Regions from separate parts of the Homo sapiens genome. Here region 1 is linked to region 2. The links are chromatin loops, found by intact Hi-C in ENCODE. Cell type or tissue: PC-3. All regions are shown on one strand.

The links. Hi-C counts contacts between places; a loop is a spot of excess contacts. Peaks named below come from ENCODE experiments on the same cell type or tissue, not always from the same donor. Only the 100,000 strongest peaks of a DNase experiment are listed, where the experiment ranks them.
Region 1: a loop joins it to region 2, with 2.4 times the contacts of the local background. A loop is called at or near these places in 2 of 110 quality-filtered maps.

What each region holds. Positions count from the first base shown.
Region 1 is chr3:152,936,262-152,941,261 of GRCh38, forward strand. No RefSeq gene overlaps it. Among named protein-coding and RNA genes, the nearest start is that of P2RY1, 100 kb to the left of the region's middle. In PC-3, CTCF peaks have their summits at 1,148 and 2,924 (motif pointing right); no DNase peak of the experiment used is centred here.
Region 2 is chr3:152,832,720-152,837,719 of GRCh38, forward strand. It overlaps P2RY1 (purinergic receptor P2Y1), which reads left to right and starts at 2,412. Exons shown (of 1, transcript NM_002563.5): 1 at 2,412-5,000. The coding sequence starts at 3,064. The coding sequence ends at 4,185. RefSeq lists silencers at 2,319-2,368, 3,081-3,375 and an enhancer at 2,549-2,648. In PC-3, CTCF peaks have their summits at 2,710 and 2,911; a DNase peak (open chromatin) is centred at 2,022; H3K4me3 peaks cover 2,038 bases; H3K27me3 peaks cover 3,682 bases.

The DNA of each region.
Region 1 (5,000 bases), 100 kb after region 2:
AGTTACCCCCAAACCAGCTACACCTATACTCTTAACATCTCAGTAAATGGCAACTTCAAACTTTCATTGCCCAAGCTGAAAGCCTGATAGTAATTCTTCTTTCTTTCTCTCCCACCCTTAATCTCATGCACCAGAATCCTTGTTAGCTCTGCCTTCAAAACATATCTAGAATAATATTATTTGTTACCATCTCAACCAATCCCACCACAATCCAAATCAGCACCAACTCTCACCTGGATTATTCTAATAACAGGTACTACACTTCTAACTTTTCCTTCCTGCAGCCTTGTCTCAACACAAGCAGAGTGACACTGTTGAAATACTAAGTTAGATCATGTCACTCTTCTGTCAAACCCTCCTGGTGGCTTATTTCATGCATACTGAAGACCTAAATCAGTACAAGGACCTGAAGGACTGCATCTGTCTGATCCTATCACCTACTACCATACCCCTTGTTTGCTCTGACTCAGACATATACACCTTCCTATTCTTCAAAAACGCTGAGCTATTTCCACTTCAGAATCTTTGCAGTGGCTGTTTTCTCTATCTGTCTGTAATGCTCTTCTTCCAGATATCTATCTGTATGGCTCCTTCTCTTACCTCTTTAAGTCTTTGCTGAAATGTCACCTTCTCTATGAAGCCTACACTGTTCACCCTATTTAAATGAATCCCCTACTCCAGCAGTTCAAGTCTACTTACCATGCTTTATTTTTTATAGTACTAAATATCTTTTCACTATACTATATACTGTGTAATATAGTTATTTCTTACATTTATTTTCTGTCTTTCCATATTAGAATATAAGCTTTATGAGGTCAAGATACTGTCCTTATTGTTTTGTTCTCTGATGTATACACAGAACCTAAAAGAATGCCTGACCACTTTGAAGGCACTCCATAAACATTAGTTGAATGAATGCATGAATGAAAGGTATCGTAAAGAAAATATGGTAACACATGGATTCTTTTTTGCTGTGCAAATTTAAATAGCATTATGGAAAATCTTCTAAAAAGAATTTGACATCATTAGAGAACAGAATGATTCTGAAATGGAAACTCATATTGAATTCTATCCAGATGATTCAAATCTAATTACTTTTAAATTTTTGTCAATGATTTTCCAAATGGACTGTTTTCTCCATGCTACAATGCATTTCTTGAGTTAGAGTGTCACCTTAAGACGTAACTGTGGTACTTGTATTGCTGTTCTCAGGAATAGTAGCTAAATGGAAGGTCTCGAGAATCAGACTCCCTTGAAATCCTGACTCCTCCATTTCTTATCTATATGACTTGTGTCAGCTCCTTTAACCCCTAATTCTCAAATTTCTTAGTTATAAACATCAAAACTGGGGGGCTAATTTGGACCCTCCATTTAAGCAGTGGTTTTTGTTCTGATTACTCCCATCCTTAGGCAATACTGTAATCCTTTGAATTCTTTGTTAGGAATTGCCAGAGACAACCTGGATTTCTTTGGTTAATATTTGTTCATACTTCCAATGACCTGCTTGCAGAATTATGCAATGTTAGTATTTTTTATCTATTGATGTTTAAACTTGGAAATACCTAAATGATATTATTGGTACCAATCTGTCTAGTAAAGCTGGAGCACCAGTTTTTATGGGCAGACGTTAAATGTCATAATATGCCAGAAGCTCGTAGCAAGAAGACAGGAGGAGACCTTCAGGTGCAAGTATTCCCAGGTTAGAAGACCAGCTGACATCTTACTCCCTAATGCTTTTGGTGAAAGTGAGGTGTTAAACTGTGAATAGATTGTGGTGAAATGTTGTAATGAAGTGGGTATCTGGAATGATTTACATAAGTCACTGTCAAAGCATACATTCTTTGACAGAGTATACATCCTTTGATTTAGTAAAACTGCAGGGTAGCTCCCATTAGGTTATGGGATATATTATTGAAACCCTTTGAAGATTCTGCAAGTCAGACTTACCTTTATCTTCTATCCATTAGCCTAGGCACTTCACAGACCAAGTCTGCTGCCAGGTTATCAGAACCACATTAAGTAGCCAAATTCACCCTGAAAGATATCCATTGAACAAAACATTTCATATTATTACATTTGGATTGCCTTGAGTCAGCCTTAAGTTATTTTGTTTCTTAAGTTTATTTTTAGTTTACTCTTAGAAACTCACAGTTTTCTTTAAAATATATGTGAGGACATTTGTTACTATTTATTTCTTATTTTCTTTCACTACAATCCAGTTTCCATTCTTGTAAGTTCAAACTATTGTAAGTAATTGCTAACACTTTTTCAGGAATACCAGAATACTCTTAGATGACTTCTGACATTTTACCTCACAGAATATGACAAAGGGAAGAAAGTAAAATACACTATCTATTTGTTATTATTATCTTTATTATTGCATTCACTATCTGGGTTTAGTTGTTACATTTTAATTCCAGATATATTAGAACATTTTGCACAAATACAAAATGTAGAATATCTTTGAGCAGCTTGTATAACACTTGCACCCTCAATACTGTTTAATAGGTACTGAGAGGATCTTTGAAATAAACTTCATATTTATGCAGTAAAATATTGCATAGCTGACACTGTTTCTCCTAGCCTCTGCTACTGGGACTTTACGAGGTATCACATTTCCTTTAGCAAATTTTTCATAATGCCACTGAATATTACACAGTAAAGAGCTGACCCCATCTCTTTTCTGGTATGTTATGAGCCACTTTAAGCCTGTCAACTGCTAAACTACAATCCAATGCAAAACACTGCTGTTTGCCTATGGGCTACAATTTTTTCATTATCCAATTTTATCTGAAATCATTTGTATACAATAAGACAACTTCAGCTGCAGGGGATGGAAAGCAAAATACTTGAGCAGTTCAGATTAAAAAAATATTATTTTGATTCCCTCTGTGCCCCAATTTATGGCCACTAGAGGGGTCTCTATTAATCAGCACAGCCTTCTTCTCCTGACATCTATTTAATCCTTAAAATATTAGATCCAGATCTTCCTATGGCTTATTTTCCCCATTCAAGCCACATGGTTATATTTCATGCTTTGTAGATTGCTAGAAGGAAAAATAGCAACCTCAACCTCCTGTTGCTTAAATAATAAGACATTTACTAATGCATTAAAAAGAAACTTGTTTCAATATGTGGTAGACACACACACACATATATGTAATCAAATCAGCAGAAATGAGATCCCAATCTTTGATGTCATTGACAGCTGTCAGGATGTGGTATTACTTGCCATCATCCTTCTAATGGAGTCACAATCGAGAAGGTAAAAGTCTAAGTAGTGCTTTGATGATGAGGAAATGTGCTATATTAAACAGGACTTTTTCTTTTTTTTTCTTCTTTTTTTTAAAAATTTATTTATTTATTTTTATTGATCATTCTTGGGTGTTTCTCGCAGAGGGGGATTTGGCAGGGTCATAGGAAAATAGTGGAGGGAAGGTCAGCAGATAAACAAGTGAACAAAGGTCTCTGGTTTTCCTAGTCCACAGTGTTTGTGTCCCTGGGTACTTGAGATTAGGGAGTGGTGATGACTCTTAACGAGCATGCTGCCTCCAAGCATCTAAACAGGACTTTTTCTATGACAGGTAACCTAAAACCCAACCAAAATGACATAAGCACAAACTAAATTTTTGTATACTGTGATTACAAGTCCAGGAGTAAGGCTGGCTTCAGATGGGTCTTAACTCAGGGGCTCCAATGATGTTACTAAGGCCTAATTCTCTACATCTCTGAACTTGGCTGTCTATGCATTTTCTTCATTCTCAGCTAAGCTTTCCACTCTTGATTTCTAGTTGGCTACTGCAGCTCCAGAATGTATACTTTCTCAGCTTTGAGTCCCTAAATAGAACTTTTCTCTGCTATCACATACAAAAAATACCAGGCCTGCTCATTGCCCAAACTTAGTTGTAAGTAAATCCCCAAATCAATCACTCTGATCAAAAGGATGTTTTATGCTGCTTGACTTTGGCCAACCTAAGACCCAACCCTGAAGGTGAGAGAAAGAAAAACACCTAAAGCACAAAGCCTGAAATGTAGAATGGGTGTTTCCCCAAAGTGTGGGGTACCAAGAGATGACTGGGTACTTTACTAGGGCCCTGGATCCAGTAACTGCTACAGTTTCTTTTCTTGTTTCAGGTTTGTAATTTCTATAGAGTTGGTAAGTTCTTCCTTAATATGTCAATGGACCATTTAGTCAGTCGTCAGTCCAACACATCATCTATTACAAGCAAGAATAGAGCAATAAAGTGAGCAGAGAAGGCCGGGCATGGTGGCTCACACCTGTAATCCCAGCACTTTGGGAGGCCAAGGTGGGTGGACCACCTGAGGTCAGGAATTCAAGACCAGCCTGACCAATATGGTGAAACCCCATCTCTACTAAAAACACAAAAATTAGCCAGGTGTGGTGGCATGCACCTGTAGTCCCAGCTACTCAGGAGGCTGAGATAGGAGAATTGCTTGAACCCAGGAAGCGGAGGTTGCATTGAGCTGAGATCGTGCCACTGCACTCCAGCCTGGGTGACAGAGCAAGACTCTGTCTCAAAAAATAAAAAATAAACAAATAAGCAGAGAAATATGGGGTCAACTGATGCCCCAACAACATTTACTACTGGCAATAATTAAGCATGACAGAGAGTGAAGACTACCAATGAATTGAGGTTTTAAAAAAGTTCTTTATAGTTATCTGAGTCATCTTCATGCTATACCTTTGCCTGGAGAACCAAGATCATTTCCACGGTTACAAAGACTCACTTTTATAAAAGCAACTAAGGGTATATGAACCATCTTAGGATTTAATAATGGCCCACACCAAGCTTTTGTCTTTGTGTATGTGTAGACACTAAATGTGTGAAACACACCTCAATAATTACTATTATTCTTATAAAGTATTTTGCTCTATGACTATTTAGTGCTTCTCCACAATCTTTTTTGTGTTGAAATGTCAGTCACACTGCCAAATAAATTATTTAAAAATTACATCTAAGTTAAGATTTTAAAACACC
Region 2 (5,000 bases):
TGAAACATAACTGTGTAGTTAAATATGTTGAATGCAAAAGCAATGCTTACAAAGTTTGTTTATTTATTTATTTATTTATTTATTTATTTTGAGACGGAGTCTCACTCTGTCGCCCAGGCTGGAGTGCAGTGGCTCGATCTCAGCTCACTGCAAGCTCCGCCTTCTGTGTTCACACCATTCTTCTGCCTCAGCCTCCCGAGTAGCTGGGACTACAGGTGCCCGCCACCACACCCGGCTAATTTTTTGTATTTTTAGTACAGAGGGGGTTTCACCGTGTTAGCCAGGATGGTCTCCATCTCCTGACCTCGTGATCTGCCCACCTCGGCCTCCTAAAGTGTTGGGATTACAGGCGTGAGCCACAGCGCCCAGCCCAAAATTTATTTTTTAACATCATTTTTTAAAAAGTCTGTGGTGCACTTAAAACAACTATCCCCCAATTCCTAGTAAGGTGTCAGTTTTCTGCAAGTACTTAATGGTATCTGGACTAAGTGTACATTTCAAAACACTCACATTATGAGTTAATGCATTTGCAACAAACTTCTGAGTGAAGTCAGATATTGCCTAGGTTGCAAATAAAAAATGCAAAGGAGTGAGGACTTAAGACCTATTGAGTACCCCTGGAACCCTTAATGGTTTTCTTTGCTTCCTTTTCTCTCTTAATAGACAATCATCCCACCTAGGACCATACTAATCAAACAATACACAAATGTTTCATGTTAAGGCTCAGAATCATAGACTCATATAATCAGGAGATTGGAAGGAAACACAAAAAGTAAGACTTTTCAAGACAACCTCATTCACACTGTTTACTTGAATTATTTACTCTTGTTTTATTATTAATTTTTATGCTGTTCAATTGACTACAATTCAAAACCCAGTGTATTCATACCATGTGCTAAGATATGCTCCTTCCTATATGTGTTCCTCTAAAGAACCATCTGGATCTTGTGGGGGATATTTTCCTTTGTGGTATCAAAGCCAGGAGCTCGTGGTTTTCCTTTATTTTTTAAGGGAACACTATCATGTAGCATCTGGGACCAGAAAGAAATCTTGATGTTATATATTTTACAGATATTTTCTTTTTGGATTTTTTTTCCTCTAAGAGAAAAGCTTTTGTTAATGTGTCATGTAAAAATACATTAACTAGTAACTTGTCAAGAAGTGCTAGATTCCATTCTTGTGCGGGTCCATTTATATATGTTCCTGAACAGCTAATATTTCATTTAGTTTCCAATTAAACTTGCTCAAATACATTTTTGAAGTGCATTGCTTAAAATTTACATTCAAGGCAAGAAAACGAGTTTGTCAGTAAATGTAGTAATTAAGGAAGTCCCAAGTCTGTATTTTTAAGATACTAGAGGTAATTGTAACTAATCACTTTAACTTAAAGAAATAGAATTGGAAATACCCCCCTCCCCCCGCCACCCCCTACCAAAACCATACCTTAGTCACTTTGGAATTATAACCGTCTTTTACGTCTATCAATATAAATGTATTGCATTTGGCATTCAAATTACTTTCAAAGGGATAAATTTCGAATTTTTTTTTTTCATTGTAGCTTCTGATCTTTAAATGTACTGAACAGGAGGATTTGGGGAGCTTGTCTTGTCTGATAGGTGTTAAGTATCTATGACGACAAATTTGAGCTGAAGCAATGTGCAATATGGACTAGTAATATCTTCACAAGACTATTTTGGAAATTCTCACGTTGATGTTATTAATGACGTGGGTTTATTAGCATTTGGGTAATTAAGAAAAAACAGTACTAGAATTTAAAAAAAAGAAAAAAAAAGGTAAGAAGGGCGAAACAGAGTTCTCCACTCCTCTCCCAACCCTCATTCCTTTGGAGGCTCGCGCCCTCTTGGAATAGCAGGTTCCTGCATGTGCCAGAAATCCGGTCCCGGCAAAGCTAGACGCTCTGCAATGACAGGCGTTCCCAGCTAGGGACTCCTGGCTGCTTGGAGCTTGAAAACACCTGGCGTGGTTCTCGAGGGCCCTAGAGGCTCCTGCTACGGACTGGTCGGCTCTGGGGTTGTAGGCAGAAGGCTCTAAGCGGTCGGAAGGGTTTCCTGTGTGTCAGCAACTTCACTTTGCCGAGATAGCTGGCGGAAGAGGGAAGGAGCGCTCGCGGGCCAATCGCCTGCCAGCAGCCACCTTGGAGCGCACCCCTCTCCCTCGCCGCCGACTCCGGTAGCAGCGTGCCGGCAGAGGCTGAACACACTCGGCCTCGGCGGAGACCTGCTCCCCAGAAGACGCCTCCTGCTTCCCACTGCGCCCTGGAGGACGCGGGCTGGCTGCTGGGCGAGCTCGGCGGAGGCACGCCCCTCGCCTCCCCGCGGAGTGCGGACTCGCCCCGGTGCCCAAACTCCGCCCACCCTCTAGGGAGCTCCGCTCTCCCGCCTAACCCCGGCACTCCGGACAGAGCTGGGCCTGGGGAAGGGGTTCCTGAACTACGCGGACGCCGAACGGGACGCGCTGCAGAAGCGCACGAGTCTGCGGCCACGCGCGCTCCGATGGCTGCCAGGAGCTGAGCTCAGGGTGGGCGGAGGAAGCGGTTAGACGCCCCGAAACTGAGCTGCACGTTTCTAAGGTAGGGAGGAGGAAGATGCCCCCAATTAAGTTGATCTTTGAGCCAAGGAGGCTGGGGAGCAGCCTCCCCAAGCTAGAGCCCTGCAGAGCGAGTTTCCCTTGACCTCGCTGCGCCTCTGGCGCGCTCTGCAGCGCGGACCCGCGGCCCCTCGGGAAAGCGCAGTCGGAAAGTTATCCGCGGCGGTTCCCTGCGCGCCCTGTTGTGTAAGCTCGGCGTTGCCAGCGGACGGAGAAGTTGCTGGCTTGCCCGATAGCCCAGTTCGGTGGCGGCCCGGGGCGGATTTCATGGCCCGCGGCGAACGCGGGGCCAGAGCTGGCGTGGGCGAGCCCCTGCGCGCCCCCTCCCGCGGGGATCCAGTTCGCCTGCTCCCTTCCGCTCGCTGGCTTTTCCGATGCTTGCTGCGCCCCTGGCCGCCGCTGCCCTCTCGCCGCCTCCTACCCCTCGGAGCCGCCGCCTAAGTCGAGGAGGAGAGAATGACCGAGGTGCTGTGGCCGGCTGTCCCCAACGGGACGGACGCTGCCTTCCTGGCCGGTCCGGGTTCGTCCTGGGGGAACAGCACGGTCGCCTCCACTGCCGCCGTCTCCTCGTCGTTCAAATGCGCCTTGACCAAGACGGGCTTCCAGTTTTACTACCTGCCGGCTGTCTACATCTTGGTATTCATCATCGGCTTCCTGGGCAACAGCGTGGCCATCTGGATGTTCGTCTTCCACATGAAGCCCTGGAGCGGCATCTCCGTGTACATGTTCAATTTGGCTCTGGCCGACTTCTTGTACGTGCTGACTCTGCCAGCCCTGATCTTCTACTACTTCAATAAAACAGACTGGATCTTCGGGGATGCCATGTGTAAACTGCAGAGGTTCATCTTTCATGTGAACCTCTATGGCAGCATCTTGTTTCTGACATGCATCAGTGCCCACCGGTACAGCGGTGTGGTGTACCCCCTCAAGTCCCTGGGCCGGCTCAAAAAGAAGAATGCGATCTGTATCAGCGTGCTGGTGTGGCTCATTGTGGTGGTGGCGATCTCCCCCATCCTCTTCTACTCAGGTACCGGGGTCCGCAAAAACAAAACCATCACCTGTTACGACACCACCTCAGACGAGTACCTGCGAAGTTATTTCATCTACAGCATGTGCACGACCGTGGCCATGTTCTGTGTCCCCTTGGTGCTGATTCTGGGCTGTTACGGATTAATTGTGAGAGCTTTGATTTACAAAGATCTGGACAACTCTCCTCTGAGGAGAAAATCGATTTACCTGGTAATCATTGTACTGACTGTTTTTGCTGTGTCTTACATCCCTTTCCATGTGATGAAAACGATGAACTTGAGGGCCCGGCTTGATTTTCAGACCCCAGCAATGTGTGCTTTCAATGACAGGGTTTATGCCACGTATCAGGTGACAAGAGGTCTAGCAAGTCTCAACAGTTGTGTGGACCCCATTCTCTATTTCTTGGCGGGAGATACTTTCAGAAGGAGACTCTCCCGAGCCACAAGGAAAGCTTCTAGAAGAAGTGAGGCAAATTTGCAATCCAAGAGTGAAGACATGACCCTCAATATTTTACCTGAGTTCAAGCAGAATGGAGATACAAGCCTGTGAAGGCACAAGAATCTCCAAACACCTCTCTGTTGTAATATGGTAGGATGCTTAACAGAATCAAGTACTTTTCCCCTCTTTAACTTTCTAGTTTAGAAAAAAATCAAACCAAGAAAATAGTGAGTTAAAAAAATAATAGAAGTAGAAATGCCCACATCCACACTTAGCTTGTTTGGGTTTGCTTTCACAGTCTCTCTTCCTTCTGACTAGAAGTATGTATAATAAAACAATACTACCTAGTTAAACATTTACTTTCTCTTTTGCCTTTAAAATGTGCAGGCTTTTCTGTTTAAAGTGTGTGTGCACATGAGTACTGGGGCTGTTTTTGATATTAGTAATTTCTCTAAGAAAACTAGCCCCCTGCAACTTGAGTTTGTGGTTTATCTAGCCTTTATTGTTTTTTTAAAATCCACAGTAGGAATAAAAAATCTATATTCTCAGAAATATCTAGCATGGTATATAACAAAACACTAAACTCATCAGTTCATCCGGCATCAGATCAATGGATCTCTGAGCGGGGTGTTTTTTTCAGTGTCTTATAAGCATAGATGATAGTTGACTGAGTTTCTTTAGGGCATTGAATAGACAAGTAAAGCTAATGAATTTAAAAGCCTGAAAAGTGATTGTTTTCCAGTTATTTCTGGAAAAGGTCTCATTATATATTGGGTGCTAAATGTTTGATGGGGAAAGCCTGCATATATTATCGTACTGGTAAAATGCATTCAAAATAATTAAAGTGCATGTATTTTCCTTGTAAACACCATGAGCTCTCTTAGACATCTTGTGATAAAGAGCATTTACTTGCCCCACTGCTGTGC